Linked DNA regions of Mus musculus: region 1 is linked to region 2. The links are chromatin loops, found by intact Hi-C in ENCODE. Cell type or tissue: left cerebral cortex. All regions are shown on one strand. Each heading gives the region's core, and the rest is flanking DNA. Links, peaks and the distances in the headings are about the cores only.

Region 1 (8,759 bases), core at 206-8,205, 1.0 Mb before region 2:
ATCCGGGAAGGGAAATGTGGCTAATATCTCTAGCAGCTGTCAAAAGGAGGGTCCTTCCTTCAAAGGGATCCTCCGCAAATTCTCCATTAGTCTTGCAGGCCAGCAATTTGATAAGGAACCTGGACCTCTGCTACAAGTCTCCACTTTGCCAGAAGGTCCTCTTTCGAGCTGTTTAAATGGCCGAGTGGCCCGAACTAAGCGGTCACCCTGTGGTCCAGGGACAGGGGAGTTGTGGCACAAGCCAAGAACAAGGAGGATCATGCCTGTGGTCGTGCGTGCAGACGGCCTCCCCGTCGCGAGTGTGTTTGTTGTATGGACGAACCTGCTGCAAACGGATGGAGGGGGACAAGCAACCGTGGTGGTTTTTTTGTTTTTGTTTTTGTTTTTTTTTTTTTCAGTGATCAACTTCGGGCGTCGTGCGCGTGGGGAGCCCCCCCGCAGTCCCAGCGGGGCTGGAGAAAGGTGCAGCGCTGGACTCTGCGGTCAAATCGTGATGAGAATGGGGACCGTCGGGGCAGTGTTTGAAGGGAGGTTTTAATATTAATAGTTTCGCTGTAGAGACAGAAGGGAGATTGCGTCTACTGCTCCTCCGGGCAGACTCTGGGTGACAGGAATGATGGATGATCCGGCAGAGCCCAGCGGCCCCTCCCCTCCAGCCCCAACAGTGTCAAAGCTACTTTAGCTGAGGCTTTAGAAATAAAATAAATAAACAGCATCGCCCCCTTCTCTTCGCACCACCGCCCTACCCCCACTTTCCGACACCGATTTATGGATCATTATGAATCAATTACCGTTCTCAATACTTTCCCATTGGCTTAAATAAAACAGTGGAAAGATAAAAACGCGGGGTTCGGTGGGGGAATTTTTTTCCCCCTGACAGGAACAATCACAAAATCCATTATCTCATAATCAGAGGCTCTGGGTTAGGAGGTGAAGAGAAAAGAAGGGGTCACTCAGGAAATAACACAGGAGCGCCAGAGGGGAGGTGTCGCCCAGTCTCTGCCTTTGTGGTATTTGGTTTTGTTTGTTGTGTGTTTGAGGTGTTTTGAACGCAGGGGAGGGGGGCTGCGCGTGAGAATTCGCCGTCTGCAAGTTGATGGCCTGACCCTTAAACTCCTTTGCCAATCCTCCTTCAGGGTGTGCCTGGCCAAGCATCTCTTGGTAGCCTGGAGTGAGTTCGCACGTGGGAGAAAGGTGTGGAGGAGGAATGGACTGACCGGTCTGCAGGGCAGATTTGCACTTTGTTGTAGGCAACTCTGCTTGGGCAGCTGGGGGGCCCCGTGGGGATAGTCCCCCCTCCCGCCACTCCGCCTGTCCCGCATGGGGCTGGCTGGTTTTGTCTTGCAACAGTTTGGGATCTGGACAAGCCCCCTCTCCTGCCCCCACCTCGCCGCCCGAGGCTTTTCTTCCCTCTCCGGCCTCTGGCTGGGCGGCGCTCTAGGTCCTTGTAGGTGTTTCTATGACTACATTGTGTGTGTGGGAGGGTCAGATGTGGGGGTTGCCCGAGAGAGGGCCGTTCCTGGGCGGTCATTTATCAATGTCACCCACATAATGATTCTCTCTGCAGCGTCCTATTGATGAGGATAATTACATTAGCTCAGAGTGACTGATCAATGAAAAACCACCACACAAAAACTTCTTCACTCCTCTATAATACCAAAAACCGATACAGAAATAACAGAAAGTCTGATTTTCTTCCCCTCCTCTATCCACCAATGGATTCTGTACACCCCGCCCCCTCCCCAAGACCCGGGAATAAAGTAACAAAATAGACCTAGGTTTGTTTCGTTCACAGAGGATGCAATTTTGCCTGTGAATGCATTTGCTCTAAATGCGTTGGCTTCGTTCCTCCTTCGGTAAAGAATATCAACGGATTTGCTACCGTGAGTGGCTTTTAGACTGGTCTGTGGTTTTCCGTTCTTTTTATTTCTTTTCTCCCCATTGGACCTTTCTCCCCTACTTCAAAAAAAAAAAAAAAAAAGAAGATAGACAATTCTTTTTATACATAAACGGAAAATAAAATTATTCTAGATCCTTTCTCTAGATCTTTTTTAAATAAAGCATTTGCCTTGATCGGGTTACCTTTTTGTCTTTATCACTTCACAAAGTAGGGCAATTAAAGATGTGACGTTGTGTGTGGATTAAGAGTGGATCCATTATATGGCGACATAACTCGCTATATTCTCGCCTAAAAGTTTGCCACTAAATTACGATTTCGCTTTTTCTAGACTTGAAAATCAATATCTTCTCAATTAAAGAGAATTTTAATGCTTTACTTGCGAGTTGTTAAAGGCGCTGTAAATTTTATTGTAATGTTTCTTAGCCTCGGAGTAGATCCAAGAGACGTTGATTCTCCGGGTCTTTTTCGTCTAGCCAGGAACCTTCCACTGGTTTCTGATGAAATACCAGCTACAAAGGTAAGCAGAGTTCCGCAGGGGATCGGGCACTGGGAGGGAGCCCTCCATGGCCAGAGGCCATTGTCTGGAGTATTTCCACCTCTCTGTGTCCCACCTCCCTCAAATGACAGAAGTGTTCATTTAATCTTTCTCAGAGGCAAGCACAAGAGACTCCCATCTGCTCTGGGACAACCAGAAAAAGAGGTGCATTTCGGAAAGATTCTAGACTCTTCCCAGTGCCCCAACCCCTTTTCCTTAAAGTGTACCTCAGAAAGACCCTTTCACAAAATCTGCCATATTTGACATGTCCCCAGCCTCTGTGTCCCAATTCGCTAGCCACCCTCAGGGGCACACTGCTTACAGATGGTTTCTCCTTCCACTGGCTCTTCCTAGTAAAAGTTCTCTTCCCGGTAAAAGTTCTTGGAGAGAATTAAATGTGTTGTGTTAATAACCCAGTTCTGCTACTGCTCTCTCCTGCAAACTTGAAGTCTAGTGATCAGGTGCCCAAAGAAGTCCAAAGATGAGAGTCCCGAGGCCCAGTGACTGGGATGAAGAGCATGGTAGAGAAACTTTCTAAAAAGCAGAGAGAGGAAAATTGAGCTGTGATGAGCTGTAATCAGAGAGCAGGGAGTGGCAGACAGTGAGTCTTCCTGACTTCTTTATAATTTAAAAAAAGAGGTAACAAAAGGGAATCGGATGCCCGAGAATTACATTTTTTTTTTAACCCAAAGACAGTTTAAAAGTGCGTCCTCAGAGGTGCCGGGAAGGGCCTGAACGTCTCAGAGGATCCACTCAGAAAGCTCCCTTTGCAATTCACTCTCAGTTAATTTGCTGGGAATGAGAAGACTGGGCAAAGGGCTATGTGTGTGGTGAACGGAGGGCTTAAGTAAGTATGATGGGAAGGGGCACCTACATATAATGAGGCTGCTGTTTTAAGCTGAATAGAAAAGAAGTGAGGTAGACAAAAGCCACACACACACACACACACACACACTCACACACTCACACACAGTGCACTTTAAAATTATTCTCACCTACCTGTCTTCTTTTCTTCTCTAACTACACACTGTATGGACTCCTATATATAGGTGGGGGATACTCAATGTGTCCTATTGTCTGCAGACCCACCGGACAGATTCCCATTTCTGTAGACTCCTGACTGTAAGCCTAGACCGTGGCCTTTTTTATCAAGGGAGTCAGGCTTTGTTAATGTATTTGTACTTTTCTGCTTTCAGTCTAGGTTTCTGCTTTGTAGGAAGGAGGAGGTACAAGGAGGGGGAGGGGAGCAGAACACAAAGACTATCTAGTTCTCACCGAGCAGGTTTCAAAATAGAACTTAATGGGAAGAAAGAATAAAAATAAGGAGGAGTGTGAGAATTGTGCATTACAACAAATTTACCAGTACACGAAGAATTTTTTTTCCTTTTGAGGATTTTGTTTTCTTCATATTGAAACATTTTCAAATTTTAATCCTTAGCAGACAAAACCTCAATATAAATATGACATGGGCCACTGGCAAAAAAAAAAAAAAGAAAAAAAAAAGAAAAAGAAAAAAGAAAAGAAAAAAGAAAGAAAGAAAAAGAAAAAAGAACTTAAACTCAGTGCCCAGAGGGGAGGGGCGCAGGGAGAAGAGAGGGCCCTTTCTGATTAATAACTAGCAGGGTAATGTTGAGGGCTTTTTCTGCCCGATTGCCTTTTTGAATTAGAGCCGATTTCTTCACACTTCAATAGTGCCTGTCTCCTTTAAAATGATTGGCAGATCTGTTTCTCTTTTTTCTCTCCCTGAGACTTAATGATGTAAATTTTCTAATTAGTTAAATCATATTGCTTAAAGGGCTAATATTTACCGTGTAAGAAATGATCATTCTGATTTGGACCTCTTGAAATATTTCGAGAAATAACATTTGGCTTTTAGGTTGAGGGATGGGGTGGGGGGAGGGGGGAGGCGCTAGTGGAGTGAGGGAAGGCACGGACCGGCAACATGTTAAATTAATAGTTCAAGTTGAGCTGGGCTCACACCCCAAGTCCGCTTTTATTTTTCAATCAGCGAAGATTTAATTGGCAGCCCTCGGGCCGGGCGATCTGATATTTTCTCATTAGTTTCCCATCACTAATCTTGAGTGGTAGGTTGTCTTACAGGTTGTCAACATTTGACCAATTTTATTTAAGGGGGGTGGGGGGTGGGATGGGGGCGCATTATGACTTCGGGATGTGAGACCTGCAAATAAATCCTGCTTGGATCAGCGGAACTAACAGGCGAAAAAAATGTTGACTATTCATCGTCGTTTCTAATAAGTTGCATTAATATATATTTCAAGAGGGTGTGATTATATGTGCTCTGTAAAGACACAGATGAAAAGAGGTCGGAGCTGCAGCACTAAACTAGTTGAAGTGAAACGTAGATACATTTCCAGCCGAAGGTAAATAAGCCGAGTGGAATCGTTGTTGAGGGTTTAGGAGGTACGATCCTCCTCCCCTTCCTCTTGCAGCTGCGTGAAACCGCCAAGCCTGTGTCACCGAGCTCTGAGCGGCTCCGCGGGCTGGTCCACAGATAACATCAGAGCGCCCCCTGCTGGCCTTCAGGGCAGACCGCGGCGGGACAGCCCCCCGCGAAGCCAACGGTGTTTTTCTGCGCCCCCCACCCTTCTCCACCTACCCTTTCCACTACTCTCACCCTCGTCCGCTGCAGCGAGGGAATAGCTTGTCATGGCTGAACATTTAAATGAATAAATTTTAAAAATAATAATAAAACAGGAAAGTACTCACACCTTTCACTTGGCCTCGGGGAATAAACGACCAAATGCCTAAGCAAAAGGATTCGTTTTCTAATCTCCTTATTCTGTAGGGGTTTGATCAAGTTTGCTTTTTCCCCCCTTGCAGATTTAACTTCCAAAGATATATTTTAATGGACAACCCTGAAGGCTTTTTATTATTATTGCTATTAAAAAATAGATATCTGATGAGGGGCAACAAGAAATGCCAAATAATATTTCTTGTACTTGTAAAAGCAAACTCCGGGGGGGGGGATTTCACAGGTTTATAAAAGTCTACAGGAATCGCTTTTGGAATTTAAGCAGTTCTCAATTTGAGGTAATTCCTTTTGCACACATCTTTGGGATCCCAGAGCATTCAAAATGTGTGTGTGTGTGTGTGTGTGTGTGTGTGTGTGTGTGTGTGTGTGTGTCTGTCTGTCTGTCTGTCTGTCTTAGTTGTCACAGTATCCATACACAAACAGGTCTTTTCCATGCCTGTGTTTTTCTTCCCTGACCCTGTTTTCTTGCTTTTGCTGAACGCGGACAGAGCGGCTGAAGCGCACCCCAATATCCTGCCGCCTCCGGAGTGTAAGCACTTCATCTCTCTGCACCGCAAGGTGCGCCGTTTGGTTTCAGAGAGTTGGGGTTTGGTGCACAGCGGCGTACTTCTAGCGTCCAGATTACTCTCTCCTGGGATTTCTGCACAGGGTAGAAGGCGCAAGCAAGCAGGTAACGCGACCCATCTCCATCGCCTCTGCCTCTGGGAGAAGACGCTGACAAAGCAGCCGTGTCAGAAGGGTCTCCCCGCCGCAGTTGGACCCCCCACATCAGACATGGCAATCTACCACGCGGAACGACTTTGGCTTCTCAGGGAGTTTTTGGTTTTTATTTTAAAGAATCAGATTGCGGGTTTTTCTGAGAGCAATTCTGAGGAACGAGGCTCTGGGGAAGGAAAGAACGGTGCATTTGGAAAAGGTGTGTCTTTCCTCCCCAGTGCTTCTAATTCTTGGATTGCGCAATCCATTCTCTACCCTGGCTCTTCTGCAGATTCCACTTTCACATCTCAGATCCCCACCCTCGTTTGTGGATGTTGGAGGTCTGGGTCAGGCACCCTGGGACCCCACAGAAAGGGGCGCTTCTAGGAAAAGGCAGTGGTGGGAGTTAACCCAGATCTTTTGGGCAGAATAGGGATGGCTAAGTGCAGCTGAGCTTGAAATATTGTTAGGGACTATTGTAATAACTGAGATAGATTTAAATATGCACCAGCAAGCAAGCTGTTATGCCGAGAAGGAATCTGTTTTGAAGTTCATTGCATTACTTTAAAAGTACATTCTTCTCTGAGGAAGTCTGCCACTGCGGTTGACTTTTTTGAAAGGTCCCCTTTAAGCTCAGTAAAGTGTAAGAGAAGTTACTGCACAACACATGGACCGCCTTAAATATATGTGTACATAGGTATTTGCGTGCCCAGGGAATGCATAGCTGTCCGTGCAACTATATAAACACAATAAAACAAACACAAGGGAGTGGACCCCGCTGCAGCTGAACTCAGAACAAGAAGCAGTCAGCACTATACTCTCACACTCACGAGGGAGGAAGGGTAGAAATCCCACTGTGTTTGGTTACAAACAGCTTAATAAAATTGGGAGGCATTGACAGTCTGGTCAGTGTTCTAAATAAATTGACACGAAGGTCCTCCAGAAGAGACAGAAAATACCTCACCATCAATCTTAAGCCACTTGCCGATTATGATTGCAAGAAAGAGATCACCGAGACTTAGCTTCTCAAATGGCTTGTTAACAGCCCCATGCCTATGTTTTGGCAACAAAATTAACTCTCCAGGAGGAAATAAAATTTTAAAATTTGTTTTGTTTTGCTTTAAAGGCAAAGAAAAATCATCCAAGGAACTTGCTTTTAACACCCTGGATTTGTTGCTGGTCAGAGACTGCTCTTCCCTTCTAGTTTGCTCAGTTGGGCCGACAAAAGAAACGGGATCAACTGATACCTCCATGGGATAAAAGAAAACACTAATATCAGCCTTTAGTTTTCCCTCTTGCTTAGAAGAACTTTATTTTTAATGTCCAGCGTTTTTGTGGTTGAAAGTTGTGCAGATGTAAAAGATGTTAGTTACCTTGTCCACAGCTATCAGGCGACTGGTGTCACTTGAATTTTGCAAGCTTTTTGTATCCATTTGAGTTCGTGAGAAAGAGAATTAGATACCAATATTGTGCACTTTCAAGTAGGTACCCTCCACCCCATCCCTCTCTCAACAGCACCCAAGCCTGCATCTGAATCCTGATGCCCTAATAACCACACTTTACAGAAAAAGGTGGTTAAGCTTTCCATCACTGGGCAGTCTGACAAAGATGCAGCCTCTCTTTGCCCCTAGAGTCCCAAGAAAGAGTGTCTCCACATACGCAAATATTTTTTTTCTATGTTTTCCTTAGAAACTTGAATTGGGTGAACATTTCGGAGGGGTCCTGAATAATTAACATTTCAAAAGGCAAAATGCTGAACAAAGAGAGACAGGTACCAACAACAAAAATATAAAATGAACCGTGCTTTAAAAAAAAAAAATCAACTGTACAGTTACAGATGCCACATCTCAACCTCTCTCACCGAGTGACCCGCTCTCCTAGCACTGAAGCCCTCTCTCCACCAGAGATTCAGGAAAACTGGGGTGTCTGGGGAGAGAGAAAGGGATGGGACCTCCTGGCAGCCTACTCTTCCCACCTGTTCCCTCCGCCCCAAGCTAGATAGAAGTGGCGCCCAGACTCCAAGTGACACTCATCAGGGTGTGTCGCCAAACCAAAGTGGAAACCCAAGTAAGTCCCCGAAGGCCCAGCAGTCTGCCAAAGGGACAAGACCTTAGGGTCGGAGGCACACGCCACCGCCCGTCTGACTGCCTGGCGGGCTGCCTGCGCTTGGGTGGACAAAAGGCTCACTGGCTACTCTAGTGTCGCAGCTGTTCTGTGTCATTCGATGGAGAGAGCAGGCGCTGCAGTGGTGGTGCGCGCGCGCGCGTGCACGGCACACACGTGCACTTGTGTCTGTATCCAGACTCAGGCACTCAACTGTCTAAGTTCCTGGCTCTACTCAGGCCCCTCAGCAGATCCCACCGCATCCCTATGCTACCTGTGTCCCCGGAGCCACGCCCAGACAGGTGTGCCCACCGTGAACCGCAAAGCCTCAGGGTAAAGACTCATGCGAGGAGAGTCAAGAGGCCATAGGCTAGGCGGGGGTCAAGAAGAATGATGGAGTTCTTCAGCTGGAATATCCCAACATTCCAGCTACTGTCACCACACTCAATCTTTCCAGCCCAGACCTGCCGGGTCCAAGAGATTGATTCTGGCAAAAAAAAAAAAAAAAAAAAAAAAAGAAAGAAAGAAAGAAAAACCTGGCTCAGGGAAACCCCGGGGGTGGCCACTGACGCCTGAGACTGAACAGGCTTGGCTTAGGTTCGAAAAACACAGTTTTAATTTTCTTAATGAAGGCGCGCTCTAGAGCTCAGCTGGTAATGGCTGTGCCGAATTTAATAGACTTCTGTCGAACAGCAGAAGACGGATAACTATCGGTTCTAAGTAATCTGCTCTAATGCAATTATTTTTTCCAG
Region 2 (8,759 bases), core at 324-8,323:
TGGAGAAGAATTTCAGTATGTGGATTAGAGACTGTTTTGTGGTATTTTGGTGAAGAATGTGGTTGATTTTACCCCTGTCTGAAGAGTCTGCCTGAGGCTAAGGTAAAGAGATTTATATCAATTGCAATGACAATGGAAGTCCCAAAGCCCATCACCACAGTGACACACTTCCCCCAACAAGGCCATACCTCCTAATAGTCCCACTCCCTGGGCCAAGCACATTCAAAGCACCACATTAGTATTACTCCAGTTCTTCATAGACTTGCTTATGAATTTCACTGATCATCAGAGACCACATCAGGTGTGAAGTCTGTCCACAAAAGAAAAACTCGAGCTCAGAAACACATTGCGCTTTCCACATATGGTCATGTTACAAGCGGTCACAGTTTTTCTCTGCCACTGTGAACACATACCCTGACTTAATTATGTCTCTCTGATTCTATTCACTGTGTCCACAAGGCTACTCCATGTTGGCTATGGTCTGGCGCTATGCTGATTTCCAACTAGGTCATCAAAACTCTTCAGATAACCATAGAGGTTCACTATTCAGCGTCTTCTTCTTCTCTCTAAGTCTCTATGTCATTATCTGCATTCATGTTGTTGGCTATATGCACAACCCTTGCACCTTAGACTAGCCCCAGTCATCTGCAAATATCTCTTTCTCCTTCAGTCCAAACTTTGCCCATGTCAATACTCACTATGATGGCTTTCTTAACAAATAAACTCCCCCTTCCTTCTTTAGTCTCTTTTTTATAAAAACTTGTGTTCATCACTTTCAGGTCTTACACAATTTAGAAACTTACTCTATGCAAGCAAAGAACCATGGATACTATTGAAATCAGTGGATGAGTATAAATCTTTTCTTATTCCACAATGATATCCATTCAATAACTCATTCACTAATATTCATTACACCATTGATGTGTTTTCTGTAAATGAGAACATAGAGTGTTTGTTCTTTCTTCACATATACCTTCCATCTGCTCCAGCTTCTTTACCATGTTCTATAGCCCAGAATCTGTAAACCATACTAACCCAGCTTTCATTTATGCTAAGCCAAGTCTCAAGGAGAGACAGCAAACCAAAAATTTGCCAATATCCTTCTTTCCATAAGAATATTCTCAGATATGTTAGTCTTAGAACTACATTAAAACACCAAAATCAACCCACTAGTGATACCAAAATCTGGTCATGTGTATGTTGTGTCTTCCACCATTCACAATGTGAGCAATTAAAACTGAGGAGTTGATTAAAATAAGTACCCATGGATTCATTTAAATTACACAAATAAAACTATAACACATTTTAATTAGTTAGAATCCCCTCAAATGGTGAGAAGAGTGGCATTTCTTGAATAATTTTGACCAGCTTTATAATAAAGGTAGTTACTTACTCTACATTCAGCTTCTTCTAATATATTGTTTATGTTTATATGAACAGAAAATGTAGCATCACTTGGATGTTTACATAGAAGTGGAAGAGTCCTGGTAGAGCCTTTATAGCCAATCACACTATTCTTCTATGATAACATCCAAACTCAACTAACACATGCTGGTAGTACTGGTTCATGGAGTCTATCGTGAACCATTCCTGTTCTGTTAATGTCTCTTCATCTATAGATTTCCAATCGACTATTTTGTAATATCATAACCTGGTAATGTAAAAATCAATAATGCTTTAGTGGGTTTATGCACTTTCAAGAAGTGTTGCATCTCAGCACATAATGTTCAAAATTTACATTTGACTTTGTCACCACCAATCTTATGAATCAGGAAGCTACTATCTTAATTAAAGTGATCGCGAATTTTCCAAAATCACACAGTAATTACATAAAATCTCTTATTTGAGATTGCCACTGTACTGTGTCGCGAAGTAGAAATGCTTGTGCATATTTCCCCCAAACTACTAAAAATGTACTCAAGGAATAACACATATGAAAATTAAAAACCATTTTCTTGCTTCACAGAGGGCAGAATTAAAGGAGATATATATATATATATATATATATATATATATAGATAGATAGATAGATAGATAGATAGATAGATAAATATATATTACTGAGAGTATATAGAGGTGACAAACACAGTAATTAAAAACTCAGTGTGGTACCATTACCCCAATTCCTGCTATAGCAGTTGTACCCAGCAAATAATTTGTGTGTACCATCACAGTGAACAGTAGCACAAAAAAACCTAATGAGATTCATATGGTTTTCAAATATGAGACTATACACATGGCCCCTTATACACATCCCAAAGCCCCTTATACACATGGCCCTTTTGGCTACCACAAGAAATAGAGAGGATGGGTTATCATAAATAAGAGGTCCCTTTCCGTTGCTTTCCTCTTCACTATCCTATTTAGTCATCTCTACTCTAAAAGCCAAGTTCCTTCATAACTCTGAGGTCACATGATGGCTTGTCTTGGCAGGAACTGCAAGACCTGAAACTGTGGGTTACAGAAAAGAAAGATTTAAGAGCCTCTCACCTCACAAACTTGGGCATCAGGTCAGGGGCAGTGACAACTTGTCAGAGTCTTGTTTGTGGCACCCAAACACACCACGCACTGGGACTGCAGAGATGGCTGGAAAGTTAGCAGACTCTGGTTTCCTAGGTCATTAATGCTATTGATTATTTTGCTGCTTAAATACCGAGGCAGGAACTGGTGCTTGCCCCAAATACAACCAGTCAACTCGTATCCCCCTTGGCCCTTTAGAAAATGCAGATGTACCAAAACCTTAAAGCACAGCTGAGTTTAAAACATCCAGATATTGGTTCTTTTTTTTTTTAAGGAAAAGAAAAATGCTGGTAGAGAGGATATCCCCAACAAACTAAATGTTGATCTATCTTTTATTAATTTCATTTTTTATCTTCTTGTGTTCAGACGTTTGACAGCTGTGACATTCATGGGCAATGCATTTGAAAAAGAAGACATAAATATTCAGAGACGTATTAGAATGCTGTTCGATGTAAGCACCTGTCTACTTAGTGTTGACGGAAAATCATTTCTTTTGCTTTATGCGTGTTACCTCCAGAGACCACAAAGGTCCTGTTCTATCTAAAGAGCTGGTCCCAACTTCAGCGTTTGCTCTCACAACTGCAGTGTATATAGCTAATTAAATTTATTGAGAAAACAATTTTGTTTTATACTTTCAATGATACTTAAACAATTTTCTCAATCTTCATCTCGGAAACAATTATTCTCCCCCCCCCGCCCCCCCCCCCCAGGATTCAGTGAACGGAAAACCTGGTACAAGGACCTAAAACAATCACACTGCATGGTTTCCTTTGTCACCAGGAGAAGTTTCCCAAGCAGAACTTTCCAAGAGAAGTGTCAGAAAAGATACTCACAAGATCTCTGAGGGCCTTATGAGAAACATCACAATGTCTGCATACAGCAGACCCTCCTTCCTGTCTTCAGTGTCCCACATTTCAGTTACCTGTGGTCAACTGCAGTCAGAAAATAATAGATGAAAATTTCTAGAAGTGAATAATTCATAAAGTTTATGTAACTTTTATTATCCTACATTATTACAACTGCTCTATTTTATTGATTCCTGACATTAGTCTTGTTCTATGGCTAACTCGTAAGTTAAGCTTTTCATAGGTATATATGTAATAGGTATGGATGCATAGGAAATGCTGCAGGGCCAACGCAGCTCAGTACAAGCCATAGTTTTAGGCATCCATGGGGGTCTTGAAGCATATGTTCCTCTAGACAAAAAGAAAAAATCTTTTTTTAAGTTTAAGATTATGTTAATAGAATATGTAACACAAATATGCATTCGTTACATATTCTATTAACATAATCTTAAACTATCATTATTACACAAAGATATACAAGTCAAGTAGTAAAGTATCATGTTTAAACCAAATACATCATTTTTTCAATGTTCCCCCCCCCACCCCATCTCCTCTTAACAAGTAACTGTGCACAAAGAAACAGGGACAAAAAGTGGGAAGGACAAACTTCATCAGGATACCGGAAAGCTGTGGCGACCTCAAGACCTGCTTTTGCTACAAAATCTCAAAACCCCATAAAGGTCCCAAGTGTTCATACTGGGTGTGATTAACGTAATCGTTCCCCACAAAGACTAGTTTCCTTTCCTAAGTTAGTCAGACTGTTGAAGAAGGGTTTGCCAAGGGTTAACGCCTGACTGCTCAGCACCTCCTTCAGCGGAATCCCGGCTCAGAATTACAAATGTACCCTATTATCAGAAATATAATGAAACACAGACCAAAGTGAATGAAGTCTAATTTTTTTGGCTTTGACATTTCTCCCCATTTTACTTTTACCTGACAGGAGTGTGTAATGATGTTAGCCCAGCCTGAAGAGATGGGAGCCCTGCTTGGAGAAGAGAGGCAGGCAGCTAAGTCCGCAGAGCTCACGCTTCCAAACCCTGACAATGCTGCCACCTACAGGCTAAAACTTTCAAGGCCGATTCCACCAGCAACTGTTTTCCTACCCCTAACAATGAAAAGCACACAAGCTCACAATAGAACACAGCCAAGTCCCAAACTCAGAACCCTGCAAACAGTTAAGTTACCAGGTGATAGCAAAGAATGGGCCCTTTCGCTTAGGTAGTGCAGTGCTGTTCCATAATTTAATTAGGATCATCACATGGCAACCAAAGCTGTCTAGAGGAATTACGAGCCACAAGTTCAGATCACACGTGAATCCTTTTGCTCAATTAAAGCTAAGCAATTTTTAAGGGTCCCCCCTCTCTTTGCAGTATATGCAAAGAGCAGCGAAGCGTGGCCTACATATTTTTCGCATTAAAATTATTACATAAGGCCTGTAGCATTTGAAATACTATGGAAATCAAAATGTTACACTCTGACCTTGGGCATTTAAACTTCGTCGTTTTGGAAACTATTGTTGCCCTGTTTGCTTTGTTCTTAGAAAATTACTGTGGTTAGTTATAATAGCTGAATGAATAATTACTGAGGGAAGGGGGAAAAAAAGGATGTAATAGTGGCGGAATGGTTCTCGAGCCTGCATTTTACTAAACAGAGTTTTAATTCTGTTTGAAGTCCAGGCATCGTGACTAATGGCGTTAGCCTTCTCTGCCTTCCCTACTGTACCTGTCAATAAAAGCGATTGCTTTGTTCTTCCAACTACCGAACCTTCCTAACCTTTCTGCCAGGAAAAATTGCAAAGAATCTGATAAAGGGAAAAAAATAGTCTTCTGGAGGAGCCGAATTCTAAGTTGATGTAATTCTTATGGATTAAGCACATTCAACAGCATATCAGCATGCTAGGCTGTAAGTTCATTGTGAAGCATTTCTCTAAAGTTTAAAACTGTCTTCAGCTTTCTCACTAATGATTTCAGAGGACAGGGCTGACAGTCCTTATTTCTTTTTCCTATACGTAAAACATGTATATTCAGATACCCAAATTATAATTCTTATCAATCACCAATTGTATCATCGGATTCTGATTGGTCTTTGAATCTCTCCAACAAGCACTTGCAAGTCAAGTAGCCTGGAAGTTTTCACAGATGTGGAATTCAAAATTAACTTTTAAATGATCAGTGGGAAGAAACACACCCTTCTTTTAAAGGAGCCTTGTAATAAGGCATACAGAATAGAAAGATATAAAGAAATCAGGCAGTGCAGCAAAGAACATTACATTAAATTGAGCATCTTTGCAATTCGGAAGTGATTTATTTGTTTATCTATGTATGCATGACACACCTCCTGAATTTTCATATGTATTTCTTGAAACAACTGAATCAGGATGCAGAGCAGAACTCCCAATACTCTGAGATGTTCTCCATGAACTCAGAGCTCAAAAAGAACATTTTACACGTTACAGTATTGCAGCCTATTTATTATTTACAATAGGAAGAAATCTGGGTGTTAAGAGTATATACACACATTGCATTTGACTCACGGATAGTTTATTAGCTTCTTAGATGAGTTACGAAAAGGAAAAAAAAAAACAGGATGAGATCTTTATTTTCAAGAAAATCTGCAAAGATTAAATCTCTCCACATTTGCAGCCAGATATTTGCAGAATGAACAAGCCCTTTAAACACTCGCTGAATTTAGTCATAATAAGAATATAAATACAATAAGAGATTCCTAAGGGGGATGTGATTTTTTTAAAAAATTTCCATATTCACTACAATAAATGTTATGCCTAGAAATTTTATAGCTAAGAGAAACACAGAAAATACTATACCCAGAGCCAGAAGACTGCTCCAGTACAAAGCAAGTCTGATATATTGCCTTCCAAATACATTGCATGTCCCTGGTAACGTTGTAAATTATGGTTGCAAATGAGGCCACAAACAAAATTTTGCTCGAGGCATGAATCATAAATTCAAACAATAATCATCTCCTACGTGAGGCACAAATACTTTGTTTACTTCTTAGGCACTGTTTCCTAAACACGAAGATGAAAGTAGGTCAAGGAAATTTAGCATCTTTTTCTCATGAAGCATGTGATGATGCTGGGTGGCATTGCCTTATTTAAAACCACACGAACCCTTTACATATTAAAAATCTGTTTGCACAGTGCTGGGTCCATAAGCATATTTCCATTTGACTTCACGATGATGCCGTATTACCCAAACCATATACATTTAGTGGGGAAAATAAATGATTCATAATAGTAACCTGCTAGATGGGATTCTGATGTGCTTTTCATATGGAAAGGAAAAGGTATCTGGCTGCTATGAAATGCTTCTTTTATCTAGTTAGTATCCATGATTGCTTACTATTCCTTGCACACAGAGGAAAAGTGAGCTATTTTCTTTTCTTTATAATTTCTAAAAGGCGATTCCATTAAAACCTTTATAAGCATGAAGCGTAAGAAAACTGGCCTTTAATTAAATCTGGCCAAATGACAGAAATACTGTTTCCAGTGCATATTTGTAATATTGCAATAATTATTTTTATTTATGGGTACCAAGAGTGCAGAGCAGCACAAGTGTTCGTGTATAAGGTTTCTGGTTCTTCTCACAGAGGCTCTGTCTTAGCAATGAATATCAACAACAATAACACTAATAATAGTCATATTGATTAAGTACTTACAGTCTACTAAGAATTGTGTTTGGGGCTTTATATGGATTATCCCATTCAGTTGCTACAGGAACTCTTCAAAGCAAAGGCTGTATTTATATGTTTAACAGCTTATGGAACCAAGATTTGGAATAGTCAAGATACCTGCCCCCACCCCACATTCCCACCCTGTTCAATTCATGTTCCCTCTGGGCAAGGCACTGAGCCTTCAAACATTGGTTCAAGGGCTATCTGTTTCTTGAGCAAAGCAATAATTTATTCATTAAAACTTTATACCAGCATATAAAGCAATGGAAACACACTATTTTGATGTGTTTTAAGCCTAAGCAATTGAAATCAAACAATGTAATCTACTGAAATCAAAGCTTCTGGATGCTTCCATGTAATTAATAAATTGACAGAATGGTTTACATGATGTAACTATTCAAAAAGTATTTGTATCTTAGAATATACCTCTGTCTATTAGATAGTTTGGATTTAATGGTGAATAAAAGGGAGGCATCTCTCTTTTCCCTTGTGAATCTTTTATAGCAGTAGAAAAAATAAAGAAAAATATTTTTTAATTCTTTAGATAAAATAATTAAAATAGAAGTTTAATAGAAAATAATTGAACACAGAAAAGTAAATAGTAGATGTCTCTGAAAAGGGGGCATATCAGCTGGGTTCCCAAGGATAGGGACTTATGCCAGGACATAAACAGGACATTCTAGTCAAAAGGAAAGCACCATCCATTAAAGACACGACTAGGAAAAGATGGGTACACAGTGGAGGCTGAAGTATGCTATGTCTCTGGGTGTGGAATGAAGCTTTTTTTTTTCCACACCTGCCCCCCCCCTCCACTTACTCTGCTTCAGGTATCTGTATTTGCTCCAGTAATTGCCTAAGACCAAAGATAGAAGGTGTATTTTCCTCCTCTGGTCCTTTACACCCACACCTTATCAATCAACAAGTGCTGTTAGATCAGAAATATTGTCCTGAATCTGTCCACCCCTTTCTAGTCACTGTCCAGACCATCTCATAATCATCCCTTGCCTGGGAGCACATGCTACAGCTTCCAGCCTAGGAGCCAGCTTTCTTCAACTCTGTTCTCCTCATGACGGTTAGCCATCTCTTAAAGATGTAAAATAGGTCTCCATATAAGTCATCCAGTGGCTCCTTTAACATCCTTCAGATAGCCACATGGGCTTTATGTTGCCTTTCAACGTTTCATCCACCACAGCTGGGGGAGTTAGAGGAAGGACTGAAGGAGCTGAGGGGGTTAGCAACCCCATAGGAAGAACAACAATATCAACCAACCAGACCCCTAAATCTCCCAGGGACTAAACCACCAACCAAAGGGTATACATGGAGGGACCCATTGCTCCAGATCCATGGACCTGTGGAGGCTTGATGACCTAGTGTAGGGAATTCTAGGGTAGTCTCATGGGAATGGGTTGGTAGGATGGGGAGAATCTTCATAGATGTGGAGGGGGGGAAGGAGATGGGGATTTGTAGAGGGAAAACTGGGAAGGGGAAATAACATTTGAAATGTAAATAAATAAAATAACCAATAAAAAGGAAAATTTAAATGAATCTTAGAAATTTCCTATAAAAGAATAAAGATGTTTCCGTAAGCACACACACACACACACACACACACACACATTTCACCCACATGCCACCTTCCAAGTGAATCCAAACTTTATGGCTTAATTCTAGGGAGACTCTTTTTTTTTTTTTTTTTTTTTT

What was found. Peaks named below come from ENCODE experiments on the same cell type or tissue, not always from the same donor. Only the 100,000 strongest peaks of a DNase experiment are listed, where the experiment ranks them.
Region 1: it touches region 2 in a loop (5-fold over the local background); 11 of 42 quality-filtered maps call a loop at or near these places.

The regions. Positions count from the first base shown.
Region 1 is chr2:115,852,172-115,860,930 of GRCm38, reverse strand. No RefSeq gene overlaps it. Among named protein-coding and RNA genes, the nearest start is that of Gm31590, 50 kb to the right of the region's middle. In left cerebral cortex, for the core only: a CTCF peak has its summit at 4,948 (motif pointing left); DNase peaks (open chromatin) are centred at 5,802, 6,732, 6,878, 8,090 and 9 more places; H3K4me3 peaks cover 2,751 bases; H3K27ac peaks cover 1,060 bases.
Region 2 is chr2:114,849,704-114,858,462 of GRCm38, reverse strand. It overlaps Gm13974 (predicted gene 13974), which reads right to left and starts at 4,567. Exons shown (of 5, transcript NR_166464.1): 1 at 4,299-4,567; 2 at 3,354-3,452. In left cerebral cortex, for the core only: a CTCF peak has its summit at 4,425 (motif pointing left); a DNase peak (open chromatin) is centred at 4,408; H3K4me3 peaks cover 441 bases.